Linked DNA regions of Homo sapiens: region 2 is linked to region 1. Evidence: chromatin contacts called from ENCODE Hi-C or POLR2A ChIA-PET data. All regions are on one chromosome and are shown on one strand. Each heading gives the region's core, a stretch centred on a gene start or an enhancer-like site at or near the end of the contact. The rest is flanking DNA. Distances are from core to core; before and after follow the strand shown. Region 1 holds the start of ARID2 (AT-rich interaction domain 2). Region 2 has its middle 53 kb from the start of PCED1B-AS1.

Region 1 (7,312 bases), core at 3,493-5,992:
TATCTATAAAAGATTCAGAGTATATTCAGGGCATTAAAATTACCCTACTCTGAAGTAGAATAAACTATTTCCTTATCTTTTAAAAGCTTAGTTATCAACACTGCTTAGAATTACCATCAGAGTGTCTGTATTAAGATTACCCTAATCTGCAGTAGAATAAACTATTTCCTCGCCTTTTAAGAGCTTAGTTATCAGTACTCCTTAGAATCACCCTAAGAATGGAAGGGCTTCATCTAGGATTTGATATTGTAATCAAATTTTCAAATAAGACAAATTAGTCCACATAAAAAAGTATAGCAGTAGGTACAGGCAACAGAAGCCATGAACGCATTCTCGAAGCTCGCCAAGGAATTTTTCTCTAAAATCATCTTTAAGGAAATATCAATTTAACTTCAATAGCCTTGTTTAACGAATCAAACTATTTTTTTAAATCTTAGAGTGACCTAAAATCCCAAAATTTCTCCACTGAGTTGGCATACCAATTCCTCAATTTATTTCAGCTGTTGTAATCATACACCTGATAATGCTTGATTTGAAACTGGGTACAGTTTTTTAAGGTTTAGTTGAATGAGGGAATTTTTAATTTATCACAATTTCCTGACTAATATGAAAACTGATGGTAAGAATGAAAAATTCAAATAAAATAACATAAACCTCTAATTACGGCGTGCAGCGTTTGCAGTTACAAAAGCAACACTACATTTTTCCCATCATAAGCGCTTTGTCATCAAAACAGTAAACTATACAAATTGGATTGCAACAATTTCCACTGTTATTGGTAATTTTTTAATAGGAACACTTTCCATTAATGCTTGAAAACTACGAACTACATTTTATTTTATATCTTGTCAAATTAGTTGGAGAATATCTATTGTAAAGCTGTCAGCACATCTCTAACATTACTTTGTCAGGATCCACCTGCTCTATGCTGCCCACTATAGGAAATGCAATATGGTAATAAGAAATGTAATAGAAGGTTACTTTAGTACAATCTCATAAAAAACATACTCTGACTCTACTTGGATGCTAAATGTGGTGTTTTTGCAAGAGATACAGACTGATTAGTGGCAATCAAATTTATTAACTGTAAAGGACATCAATAAGAACAGACAGGACCAGAAATTGTATCTTGGTGATCCACATGCCAGGAGTAGCGCGGCAGAGGATGGAGAGTGGAACTTAGCGATTGAGGCGCAGCCTGCAGAAAGCTGCACTTCTGCACTAGAGATTAAATAAGAGGGTCAAAATCAACATAAACTAAACCCTTTTTCAAAGTCATGTAAACACAAATGATTGCTGCAACTGGAAAACAACATTGAAAATAAATGATTCGTGTGATGCATATCGATTTCAACAAACCTTTCCTTAAACCTTTAACGTTACTCTTACAAGCAAATACCGTTAATAGCTTACTTCTGTCTTAATTTTTCTAACCACAGGAAAATTGAAACATAAGTAATCTGATAAACATCAAGTTTTACGTTGATGCTTTTGACCACAGGGTATATACAGTGTTAAGAATTTAAATTCTATCCATCAGATATACTTTAGGACTCCATTTTGAAGATAGCCTCTTCTACAGAAAAGAAATTTTTAAAAGTCAATTCTCCAGTTTCTCATCACATCTTAATTTTTTTAAAAAGGCTTTTAAACACTAGTATCACTCCAAGTCTTTAGCCTTTGATACTTGCTCTGAAAACACACTATCGTATGTTTGTGTATGTACACACACACACACAACAGTGACTTAAAAGTGGCAACCGCCTCTTGAAAAGTAAAAATATGTCATCCCTCCATTCTGCCCTTAAATGAGAAATAAAGACAATAGATTTGCCCACTGCAGACTGGGATACCAGAAAAGACGTTCTAAGTCTCGCCTGAGACAATATTAACCTGCTATCTTAAGTCCCAACTTGGATGACTTAAATTTCAGTGTACGTGCCTCCGTTCCCACTCTTGCCCCATCAGCTCCATCAGCATCGTCATCCCCGGCTCGGATCCCGGCCGCGACCCGCCAGGGCCGCCGGAGTCCGCGAATACCGCCCGCTCCCAGCAACGAAGCTCCCCGGCTCCCGGCCGACCGCGAGTTCCTGGAGCAGCAGCCTCCAAGGTTCCCAAAGCCCACGATTCAGGCGAGCGGTGCCGACCGGGCCGTGGACTGTGGCATTTTAAAACTACAGAAGTCTCACTGCACGACTGGCGCGGCCGAGGTGGCCCAGGAGACCCTCCAAGAGATTCTGGTCAGCTGCCGGGAGCGTGGAAGAGCAACCAAAGCCACCAAGGCGCCGCGCCAAGTCCCCGGAGCAGTCACCTCAGCTTTCCGTTCTCCCTCTAGTTACAATTACTCCACAGGCTTCTGGCGCTTCCTTCGAGAAAATGAAAAACTAAAAACGCGTAGAGGTGGTAGAAGTCGTTGGCATTTTCCGTTTAATGTGATCCCCCAGGCTCCATCCCTTAAGTGGGGTTTCCAAACTCGGATGCATCCTCAGCAGAGGTTTTCCATGTTGACAGATCTCTCGCCTCCCACAAAATGGGGCCGGGGAGGCGGCCGCGGTCTCCTCTATGGGCGCCGCCATTTTGTGAGGCGGCGGCGGCGCGGCGGCAGGAGCCCGGGGTGTGTATAATGGTTGAATAGAATGACCCCCTCCAGGGAATCCCCGGCACTGACGGTTACGTAAGGGGCTGTGCGCAAGTGCGGCGTTTAGGGAATCCGCACAGCCCGGGCCACGCAGCTCCGAGGCCCACATCTCCACTTCCCCTAAGAGGACCGATGGGGGAAGGGACAGCTGACCGGGTCTTCCTCGCAGCAGCCTCACCCCTAGTCTTCCGCGGCCGGCGAGCTTCTCCACCTCCCCGGGCCGGGTCTCCGCCCCTCACAGGCTTCCGAGACACTCACTGGCCCTGGGTTGTCAGGATCTTCCTAGCCACAACCTTATTCCGACCCCACTTAAGAGACAAACTTTAGTTGGGAAATAAGTCCGTTTCCTAGAGTGAGCACCGGAAGCAAGCTGCACTATATTACATAATTTTTCACCTCCAAAGCAATGTTCCCATTGGAACGACTACCTGAAATAACCCATCCAGACCCCTACTACCCTGTGACCTTGGGTTAGGCAGTGACTTTGCCCGTGGTGGCCGTCACTAAAATGGGAATAATAATACGTTTCACGTACTGTAATCTTAATTAACATTTGTAGCAAAGAGCCGGCTCCAACACCCCTCGTAAATGCAAATTTAGGTGGTAGTATTTGTTGAGATGTTTTGACTCATTTAAGCAAAGGGTTTTTTTAACCTTCAAAATATTTTAAACGAGGATTACATTTAAGACATTTGAAAGCAAGGAAAAACGTTTTATTCGGTATTTATTTTAAACGCAGCAATCTTGAAGAGACCTTACTATAAAAATGTAAACCTTAATTATTATTGTCGAAGTTCGATAGATTGCTTCCCAACCAGTTTAGTTAGTTTGCATAACTTTGCTCATAGAATACTCCAGTTTGATATGTGAAGCCAACCAGCGGCAAGATGAATTAAGAGCATTACTCTATTTCCACAGAACTAGGACAGACAGTTCACATTGTATTTAACGTATAGTTTGCTAAAGTTAGCGTGTGGATAATTCATAGAAAATGTGCTAACCAGGCCCCAAAATACTAGCATACGGCTCATAAAAGCCGATTCCTTTAGATTTTACAAAAACAGAAGGTAACAAATTGACTTTATTCCGATCTGTGAATGTTGCGTAGCGTGAGGGGCTACCCCGGTGAGCTTCCTTTCCCTTCAGAGCGCCACACCGGTTCTGTCGGGCGGGCGGGGACTCCGAGGCGGCCCTTCCAACAGCCGGGCCGGGGACGCGAACATCGCCTCCACCCCTAACCCTGGAACAACCGGTAGTGGCCGTTTCCCCGCACCGCCCCCCTTTCCGCCGGCTTTGTGTGCGTGTGAAATGTGCGGCACATTGCAGACGAACCCTAAGCCCGGCGAGTCGAGTCTATTGTTCCCCGCGAGGATCTGCCGGGGCGGTGTGGAGCCAGGCGCAGTGCCGCGGCCAGCCCTCGGGGGTCGCTGTGTGGCACTGGCTGCCAGGCCGTGGCGGCGGCAGAGAGGGAGGCTGGCGGGGAGGGAAGCAGGCGGGCGGCGCGCAGCGGCTCAGCTGCCGCCGGTGCTTCTGCCCGGGGACGCCCCGGCCTCAGCGGCCGAGGCCGCGCGTGAATGTGTGCGAGGGCCCCGCGGAGCCGGGGCCGAAATACACGCTGTCACCGCGCTTTCCACAAACCACCACACAGACCTCCCCCTCCCCACCCCCAGCCCCGCCTGCCCTAGCCCCGCCGCCGCCGCCGCCGAAACTCTTGGGCCTCTGGCCGCCCAGACCCCTCACCATCGGCTCGCCTTGCCCGTCGCCCGCTCGCGCGCCCCCGGCAGCAGCACCATGTTGAATCGCGTCCCCGGGCTGAGCTGCCTCAGCCGGCGGCGCTGAGAGGCGGGCGAGAGCCGGGCCACGGGGAGGGAGGGAAGGAAGGGGTGGGGGCCGCGCTCGCCCCGCGGCTTCGCGCGGATCCGGCAGTCGCCTGCCCTTCTAGTTTCGCTCCGATTTCTTTAAACTTTTTTAGAAATTCCCCTCCCTCCTTCCCTCCTCTCCCCCTGGCCTCCTGCTCCCTCCTTCCCCTCCTCCTCCTCCTCCCCCTCCCTCCCTCCCTCCCTGCGCCGCCGCCGCCGCCGCCGCCGCCGCCGCCGCCGCCACCGCCGGCCCATGACTGAGCCCCGCCGCCGCCGGCCGAGGAATGGGCTCCGGGCTCTGGTAGGAAGCGCTGGGAGCGGGGGGCGCTTTTAAAACACCGATCTGGGTTTTTTAAAAACCTCCTTTGAAAAAATAATGGCAAACTCGACGGGGAAGGCGCCTCCGGACGAGCGGAGAAAGGGACTCGCTTTCCTGGACGAGCTGCGGCAGTTCCACCACAGCAGAGGGTGAGAGCAGAACCGGGGGGGCAGCGCCGGGGCGAGCCGGGGCGAACGGGGCTCTCCCGCCCGGGCCGGGCACGGGGTCCCGGCTGACAAGTGCGGGGCTTTTTCTCTCCCGCAGGTCGCCTTTTAAAAAAATCCCTGCGGTGGGTGGGAAGGAGCTGGATCTTCACGGTCTCTACACCAGAGTCACTACTTTAGGCGGATTCGCGAAGGTGAGTGGAAGTTTTAATTTGTATTTCCCTCTCGCTGGCCTCCTCCAAAAAGTCTCCTTTGACCCCGGAGTGGGCGCTTGGGGCTGGGGGGGTGGCCCGCGGGGGCAAAAGGCGTTCTTTTCGCTCCCAGCCGGTGGCACGGAGGCGGACGGCGGCGGGGCTGTTTTTGGCCTGGTGGCTCGCGTGCGCGCGGCGGGCGCGGGGCTCCGGCGGGCGGGCGGCCCGGCGCCGGCTCGCGCCCTGCCCGGTGCCCGGTCGGGCCGGCGGGGTCTGAGCGCCGCGGCGGGGAATGCGGGCGTGCGGGGCGCCAGCCTGAGCCCCGCGCCCGCCCCGCTCCCGCGCCGCCCGCCCGCTCGCTCGCGAGTCAGCTCTGCCGCCGCTGCCGCTCTAGCACAGGCGGAGACACACAGAGACACACAGACTCTGAGAGCAGTTTTCGTGCAACTCAAAATTAGCGCGGGCAGGTTTAACATCGATAATCGGCTGCGAAATAATCCCGGCAGCCGGGGGCACAGCCTCGGCCCCGTCGCCCTCGGTTTATACAGCTAACAAAAGAAACCAGGACCTGTCTCCAAATAGCCATCTTAGGCTTCAAGGCTAGGCAGAAGCTGTAGGCCTCAAAGAAGGGCCTATGGAGATGGATAGATCTGGGAGAGGGATCGGAATCGGCCCCAGCCCCGGCCCCCCCCCCAACCCGCGGACGTCGCTGTCCGGAACTGTATTGATCCTTTTGAACTTTTTTTTTTTTTTTTTTTTTTAGTGTAAACGGACCGCGTTGAGATTTAAAAGGGGGCGACAGAGGGACTTGCGATTGGTTATTGTCCGGGCTTCAAAAACAAAACAAACCCACCAAACCCCCCCACCCCCAAACAAAACAAGTGGTATTAAATACAGGGCTCTCTGGTGAAAACACAGTGATTCAAGAAGCCCTTGCTTAGTAACTCTTACCGATCGATCCGAAACACCCACTGATGCCTTAGGTATCTACAGATCTCTGTAGAATGGGTATTTATTTCATAGTTAGGTTAAGATTTTCTTAGATTGTTCACGTTCAGACAACTGTGCCTGTGTTTTACCAGGTTTCTGAGAAGAATCAGTGGGGAGAAATTGTTGAAGAGTTCAACTTTCCCAGAAGTTGTTCTAACGCTGCCTTTGCTTTAAAACAGTATTACTTGCGGTGAGTAGTAGTGACTTTTCCATAGTATTTGGAAATAAGGGACTTATGGAGAGATTTGTTTTTAGCAAAAACAAAAGCAAACCTTGCACACCAAACAGTTCTTAAGCTCTTGTTCATTTCAGACTGAGACACATTTAATATAAATAAAGTGAGATTGTAGGAAGGTGAAAGTCTTCCTCACCAATTTCAGGATCGTTTACATTTTTCATACAAAATCATTACAGGTGACACCCCAGCCCCAATCTTGGTAAACATTCTTTTGTGACATTGTTATTCATCGCTTGATACCCACTGAGGGGCAGAAAGGTGATGCTTAGTAAAAGACTTAAGATAGTTAATGAAACTTTGTAACCTTTGGGAAAATTTTTTTCTTTGTTTTGGAAACTCCTTTAGTTTTAAAAATTCTGGCTTTAAGAATTTTTTTTTTTTAATGAAACTTCTTGTTTGGAACAGTGTCATTGAATAGGTTTTTCAGTAGAATATTCCTACATGGCATAACATGTTGGTGGCTTAGGTGACCAGGATTGTTTTGATAATTACTTTTTGTTGAATTTCCAGTGACTTAAATTAGTAATTTAAATTAGATAATTTAAATTATTATATCTTTAGGAAAATGGGGATACTATGAAATGGGATACTATAATCTGGATTTTCTTTCATTCTCCCTCTTCTTCTTTGACTGCTTATTCGGCAAAGTTTAATTTCTTATTCAGTTGGTATGTGATACAGTCTAGATGATATATTTTGTGATTTAGCGTTTTTTTTTTTGCCTCTAGTTTTTCTTCTAGGAATACTTTCATACTGTAATTTATCATGATGCTGTGTTTTATTTTTAAAGTGCTTATCTTAGAGGATCCTAAGTTAGTTGGTGTTATTAAAAACTAAAATGATATTCTTTGTATTTATTGCTTTTTAATAGTGATAGTACAGGCCTTTTTTTGTAAGGTGGCTTCTGCATAAT
Region 2 (7,312 bases), core at 2,206-4,705, 1.5 Mb after region 1:
ACAGCTCGCTGAAGCCTCAACTCCCCAGGCTCAAGCAATCCTCCCACCTCAGCCTCCTGAGTGAGTAGCTGAGGCTGCACGTGTGTGCCACAACAACCAGCTAATAAGAAAGCGTTTCCAACTGTTTTTTTGTCTTCCACTCATGCCTTGCAGGAGATCCATAGAATTCCTCTTACTAATGTCACTTAAGAGTGAGAAATATAAGTCCCGGAGAGGTTAAACAACTTGCCTAAGAACAGGGAGGATGATAGTAGCAGAAGGAGTTGCTCCATTCTTTCTGGAATCCATTAACCAAAAGAAAATCCATGTTCTTTAATCATGTCACATAACAAGGAGTTTGTTGCCCATAGATAAGAGGGAGAAAGGTGGTAAACATAACAGGACAAATATTTAAAATGGCAGAAGAAAAATTAGGGTTTTAGAAACAAGAAGAAAAGGGCTAAATCGGCATTTTAAAAATAAATGGTCTTAGACTGCTGCACCAAACATGGTTGTCTTCTTTATGAGAGCTATATGATCTGCTTAGAAATTCTCTAAAACTTCATTCATTCCTTCGTCACTGGTTACTCCCATATTGGGTGCCACGCACTGGTGCTCCACAAGGATACAATAAAGAAGGAAGAAAGAGTCCACCACATTCTCAGTGGTTCCCTATCACTGAAATTTCATTATAAATGCAAGTGGCTCTAAGTCAACCTGCAGTGCTTCTGTGTAGGATTGTTATAAATGACCTCAATTCCATCAATTCCATCATGCTTGGGGCTGAAGTACATCCTCGGCAGCAGGGTCCTAATCTGTTTCTCAGTTTGGCTACTTCTTGTCCCAGAATCCTGACCCCATCGTGGTATTCAAATACAACTGAAGAAATATGCCTTTTTTTTTTTTTGAGACAGAGTTTCACTTTTGTTGCTCAGGCTGGAGTGCAATGGCGTGATCTTGGCCACCTGGCTAACATGGTGAAACTCCATTTCTACTAAAAATACAAAAAAATTAGCTGGGCATGGTGGCACGTGCCTGTAATCCCAGCTACTTGGGAGGCTGATGCAGGAGAATCGCTTGAACCTGGGAGGTGGAGGTTGCAGTGAGCTGAGATTGCGCCATCGCACTCCAGCTTGGGCAACAAGAGTGAAACTCTGTCTCAAAAAAACAAAATATATATACTATATATATATATATATATAGACACGAGGTTATAGCTGAGACTTGATGCTTCTGGAGAGCGCAGTGTAGGGACAACCCTCCCCTGGTATATACGTTGAGCCCCTGAGTTATATAGAATCTGAGGCGCTCCTAGGGAGAAAAAATCTGAACCACATACATCTGAGGGGACTAGACATGTATGCTTGTGTTCAAATCATGCCAGGTGGTTCCAAAGCAGCCAGATTACAGGAAGAATGATGGGGATGACCATGGAAGAATTCTGCACGAGGGAGGAAGGTCTTGCCTTGGGAGCTAGGGATGACAGTGGTTTCAGGAATCATAAGGAAACAACTGGAAGTCAATCTTACTGACACTGAAGTACAGCAGGCCTTTACTTCCAACAGCAACATCATATGGTAGGATTCCAACTGCATGAGCAGACATTAATTTTGGTTAAAGCATCTGGCCATTGAGAATAATATTCTAGCTCAATGGCACCACTGTAGTCCTGTTAGGTGAGACAGAGTGCAGTTGGGAAGTAAGCAATAAGCAGGGCTGATCCATGGACACATGTGGGATCAACTGGCGAGTCCCAGAAATTGCTAAGGAGGGAAGCATTGTCTCACCAGCTCAGTCCACACACCCCTACCTTTAGGCCTTCTCTGTTACTATAGCATATTTAAAAAATCATAAATCCAGTTCCGAAAGAATTGATGAATAATGTTAAAGTCTCTGAAGGAGGGAGCCACAATAAATGGCACTCTTCTTGCTCACTTGCATCCTGAACAAGTTGAAGAAATAAAACAAAGGTAGAGCAAATGGGGATCACCTTTGTTACCGGCAGAGGCCAGGCTAGAAGACTAGGTTTTAGGTCTGGTGGTCAAGTGGGCTAAAATCAGACAGACTTGCCCATAGTCAGGCATTTGCTAGGCTAGAGCAGGCCTGCCCAGGCAAGACTTGCAATACAGAGAGATACTGTGCATTCTTGGAATGCCCACTCCTAATAGGAAGCAGCAAAGCTGACCCAACATGCTCAGCGATTCTTCCAAAATTACCATCCAATTACTCACTCCAGAGCCCTAGGGGTGGGATGAATAAAAGGGCTAAGGGAAACAAAACATGTGCTTGGAGAACTCCCTCGTTATAGAAACCAGGAGAGGAAAAAAGGTACGTCTCCTCTGTATTGATCAGGGTCCCATCAGGTTATTAAATAGAAGATATTAAATACGAAGAATTAATTATAAAGGTGTTAGAGGAGCTAAAATAGTCACTAGGGTAGATGAGGCATCCCAAAGATTAGCAAGTGGGAAGCCACCACCCACCCTTAAGACTGGAGAGACAAAGGAAGGATCTGGGGGTCCCTTGATAGACACTAGCATTATAACAGAAATATTCAGGCAAGAGCTGGAGCCACAGAGGAGGGCAGCTACTGCCAGATATGCCTCCCATGGCAGAAAAAGAGGACAAGAAATACTTTGGCTTCCCCTTTCCTCCCAACCTCCAATCTCCAACAGTACCTCTCGCTGGTTAAGTGAGGCTAAAACAGGTGGTCAAGAGAGCCTGGGTATCATAGCTTGCAACAGTCAGACATACAGAGCAGACACAAAGGATGGATCTGGAGGCAAACAGTCAAATAACCAGCACAACATTTAACCAGGCAGAGTTTTGTTGCAATTTTGTTTGTAGACGAAAGAGAAATTTACATATCATACACCCAAACCTTTCTAAATGTCTCATCACCACTTTTTGAAATTTCTCTCCTGCAGCAGCTGCTATGTCGTTTTGTTTGTTTGTTTTATTTTTTTGCGATGGAGTTTCACTCTTGTCGCCCAAGCTGGAGTGCAATGGCGCAATCTTGGCTCACTGCAACCTCTTCCTGTCTCAGCCTCCCAAGTAGCTGGGTTTACAGGCGCCCGCCGCCACGCCCAGCTAGTTTTTTTGTATTTTTAGTAGATACGGGGTTTCACCATGTTGGCCAGGCTGGTCTCGGACTGCTGATCTCAGGTGATCCACCTGCCTTGGCCTCGCAAAGTGCTGGGATTACAGTCATGAGCTACCGTGCCTGGCCAGCAGCTGCTATGTCTTGCTCCATCTTTCTTCCCCACCTCAGCTCTGTCTCCATTCCACTGGCTCTCTTCTGCTCCCACCATTCTCTGAATCCCCTCAACAAAAGCCTTGTCCAAAAGCCTGGGGAACTACAGTTTACTCCCTCCTCACCCTCTCTATCAACAATGACTCTCCTAGGGACTCCCTCGGTGACCACTCAGAGCTTTGAGATTAGGTAAACAGTGTTAATATGACCAACTTGGAACTTGCAGCTTAGTCAAGCCTGAGACAGTCAAGTTACCCAGATAAGGATAGACCATGCACCTACTTAAAATAACAGCATCAACAGGAGTTCTTCTGCTTCCCTTCCTGTTTCAAATTATAGCAATTGACCACTTAGTTACATTGGTTAATGCCCAAGACAAAAATGCAGCCCATCTCTTCCCCACCTGGCCTGCATATATGTTCATTTTGCATTTAGCAGAACTGAAAGGACTTCTTTCTGTTTTATTTTCTTGTAACCACAGAATTTAAATATCTACTGTTTTGTTTGTGGGCTCACAAAGAGGGTGAAAATCATTGCTATTTTATTTCAAACAAAATAAAAGATTACAGTCTTCCAATTAGAATAGGACTTAAAACATAGTAAGAATTTAAAAGCCATGTGCTGATTCATGGGAAAACATTAAGACACAGATGGGTTACACGATTTACTCAAGGTCATACCACTGAAGCAATGACTTTATTATCAGAACTATAAAGAACAACACAAATATTTACATGATTAATATTTTGTTGATAGTAATGGGGCTAGAATTAGAATATGGATTTTACGCTGCTCCAATCCCTGTCTGCTAACTCTGTTAGACTGTGTTTCCTACACACTGGAATTGCAGGATAGTTGCTGGATGTTCAGGCTGTGTGGTCGTGTAGGCATGGGTACAAATCCCAGCTCTGCCACCTGTTAGCTACGTGACCTTGGACCAGCCCCTTAACATCCCTTAGTTTTGTTTTTGGATCTAAAAAATGGGGTATGTACCTTCCGCACTAAGAGGGATAAGGGTTCAGTGAGATGATGTATGTTGTTGGGGAGGAAAAATTTTTCCTCTACTCTCTTCTTTTGCTGGGGGCGTGCAAATTAACCTAACAAAAGACAGACTAACAAAAGAGCAGACACAAAATTTTTATTAATATTTACATGCACAGGAGTTCACAAAAAAGGAGTGAAACTCAAAGAAGTGGTTAGACTCTGGTGATGGGTTGTTCTTCCCTTACTGGCACAGAGGAAACACCTTCACAAAGGCAAATTTGTGCCCTGCTTTTAGTCAGATAAGGGGAGAGGAAAGAACTCTTTCTGCATCTGTTGATTCTCAATTGCTTCCAGCTGAAAATAATCCTTACACTAAAGTGGCATATTTTGGGGTGGCATATTCTGATCCCCTTCCATGTAAAGTGCCTCAGCACCAGGTCTGATTAAAGTTAAGTGCTAAATAGCCCACTATCATTAGAAAAGTCTGTGTCCCCACCTTGTAGTAATAAAGCTCAGACACAACAGGATGTCATAGGAAGGGAATGAGGCATGTTTTTCTTTTCTCCAGTTTTTCTGCCTGGGCTTCCCTGCAAGTAAGATTATCTACATTTAAAACATATTTGATCGGCCAGGCGCGGTGGCTCACGCCTGTAATCCCAGCACTTTGGGAGGCCCAGGCGGGCAGATCACGAGGTCAGGAGATCGAGAACATCCTGGCTAACACAGTGAAACCCCATTTCTACTAAAAATACAAAAACAAAATTAGCCAAGCGTGGTGGCGGGTGCCTGTAATCCCAGCTACTCGGGAGGCTGAGGAGGGAGAATGGCGTGAACCCGGGAGGCAGAGCTTGCAATGAGCCAAGATCACGCACTGCACTCCAGCCTGGGCGACAGAGCGAGACTCCGTCTCAAACAAACAAACAAACAAAACAAAACATATTTGATTCACCTTAAATGGCTACTCATATCTGTCCTTTCCTCTGCAATGCTCTGCCTTGATCCTGGTCCAGGTTTATCTGGCATAGACTGCCCTCTGTCCAGCTCCTGTCTACCCCTCCTGGATCACAAACCAGAGAAAATGCAGAATCTTTCATGGGCTCCCTACTGCCTTCAGTGTGAAGCTCAAGTGCAAAGCCCAGCACCATCTATTCTGTACCTAACTTCTTAGTCTGAATCTCTTCACCTCTTTTCCCCAACCCCGAACTAATGGCTACCACTGACTCAGGGGAGCCTTCTCCTGCCTTCATGCCTTTGAATGGGGGGTATCGCTGCATGAAGCTCCTCTCTCCCCTTTACCCACTCAAGAGTCACTTACTCTTGGTAATATTTCTCAGTTGCCCTGCTTCACCCCTATTCTCTCATCCTGGCCAAGTTAGATGCCCTTCTGAGTCCCCTCTTCTCTACAGAATTTTAATTGTGCATTTTCTTCTTTGTCTCTGCCTTTAAGTTATGAACACTTTGAAGAAAGGACCATATTTAGTTCATCTCAGAATCCCAGTGCCCAGCACAGACCTGGCATAGGGTAGGCACTCCTTAAATACTTACTGAATGAATTATGCCATTTAGTCTGTCTGTGGTGGCACTGGAAACCCACAAGAATTTAACAGCCTCGTCTCTGTCTGAAGTTCAGGGCTTCTGTAAAGAATACGTGATGGAAAGAGGAGGTGACTAATAGTGATTCTGCAAAAATATGTAGGTAAAAGGAATGGCTGTAAATTAATGATGAAATAACCTTCCTAAGTTTCCTTGTGGAAGATATATGTTAATTCCCCAAATGTATGAGCATCTGTGTATTTTTGTGGGGAATATACAGTGTCTTTTCTAACACTGAGATGCTTGAAATGGGGTTATTTCCCTTCCAAATGAAAACCAATTAAATAAATTATATTTTTTCTGTGGTGCTTACAAAGTGTGGGAGTTGTCACCAAACATTACTAAATGTTCTAATTTAGTCATAAAAGGGCTGAAAGATGTAGCATAATTATAAGTCCAAAGTAAGTTGTTCTAAATATTTTATCATGTTCAGCATATGCTGTTAAAAAAAACCTCAGACTATAATTGTCAACATTCGATTCACAAAAAGTAAACAACAGCTGAGTATAATGGGATGATAAAGAATCTCTCCATAATTCCCGACATATGGCAAAGAGTATGTCCATTTTGAAGTGGAAGATGGTCATGTTTATCAACTGAGCCATTTTCTTTGTTTGAATCCTTCTAATCAGAAAAGTTCCCTAGAAACACTAGGAGCATTTTCCTGAGCAGATGAGGGAAATGAAAAAAAGCTGTATGGCACAGTTAGATCTCAGGCAGGAGGAATTTAGAACTCACAATGGCAATTGAAAGAGGCTGGGTAAAGAAGGCCATATATTTCTGTAAAAGCAGTCATTCCAGGGTTAGTATACATGAAAAACAAGTGCGTGCTTCGTGGGGAATGTATGGAGAAATTTCTACGTATCAGTCGTTTCTGTGAACAAGCTCTGATGGACCCAGCCAGTGTCACATCCTGCCATCATGTAGATTCATTTTAAATGCACGGACACTTAATCGTTTCTAGGGAAAGCCAGTGGGAAGCTGCTTGAAATTTCTTTTTCTTTATAAGATGTTTTGCACATGGGGGCTTTCAGCTCAAAGGAGATACTTACAAACCATTTATCTTCAGAGTGAAGCAGTAGAAGTGGGAGAGGCATCCAGGCACTGTTCTAACCAGATACTTCAAAGCTGCCCAGAAGAGAAAGGCAAAGGCAATTGCCAAAGAACAGGCTCTGCTCTTTGGCTGGCAGAGATAAGGAGCAGATACCCAGCACTGAGACAGAGGATTCTGTGAAGAAAATGCTGAGTAACAAGATTGTCCTTTTGTTTTTCTTCATGAATAATAACCGTCCACCCTAAATCCTTTTGGGAATGAACAGGGGGCTTTGGGAGCTGGTATTGAATGAATAAATTAGCAAATCATTGAACTAATTAATTAATTAATAACCACACCTAGGCAGAGAGAAATAAACAAGAGTGCTCACTGAGAACTCTCTGAGGAGGAAAGGACCTCTATATGGTCCAATGTAGTGAAAAATCTAGCAATTTGGAGATAGGACTGCT

Evidence for each region. Hi-C counts contacts between places; a loop is a spot of excess contacts on that map. ChIA-PET counts read pairs that join two places held with the same protein, here RNA polymerase II (POLR2A). Pooled maps may share reads with other maps.
Region 2: a pooled map shows a loop between it and region 1 (4-fold over the local background). The contact joins the enhancer-like site here to the promoter of ARID2 in region 1. A Hi-C loop is called at or near these places in 1 of 168 maps with a recorded cell type or tissue (naive thymus-derived CD4-positive, alpha-beta T cell) and 5 of 50 pooled maps. POLR2A ChIA-PET finds 5 or more read pairs at or near these places in 1 of 52 experiments (B cell).

What each region holds. Positions count from the first base shown.
Region 1 is chr12:45,724,964-45,732,275 of GRCh38, forward strand. ARID2 (AT-rich interaction domain 2) reads left to right here and starts at 4,743. Exons shown (of 21, transcript NM_152641.4): 1 at 4,743-4,965; 2 at 5,081-5,174; 3 at 6,254-6,351. The coding sequence starts at 4,874. LINC00938 (long intergenic non-protein coding RNA 938) reads right to left here and starts at 2,958. Exons shown (of 1, transcript NR_028408.1): 1 at 757-2,958. RefSeq lists enhancers at 1,586-2,548, 2,254-2,973, 2,549-3,511 and silencers at 4,024-4,443, 4,954-5,193.
Region 2 is chr12:47,265,621-47,272,932 of GRCh38, forward strand. No RefSeq gene overlaps it. Among named protein-coding and RNA genes, the nearest start is that of PCED1B-AS1, 53 kb to the left of the region's middle. RefSeq lists enhancers at 2,786-2,835, 5,176-6,375. Within about 2 kb of position 3,456, at least 3 of the 41 ENCODE cell types and tissues checked have a DNase peak (open chromatin) inside an H3K27ac peak, as active enhancers do; they include B cell, where a contact is called at or near this core.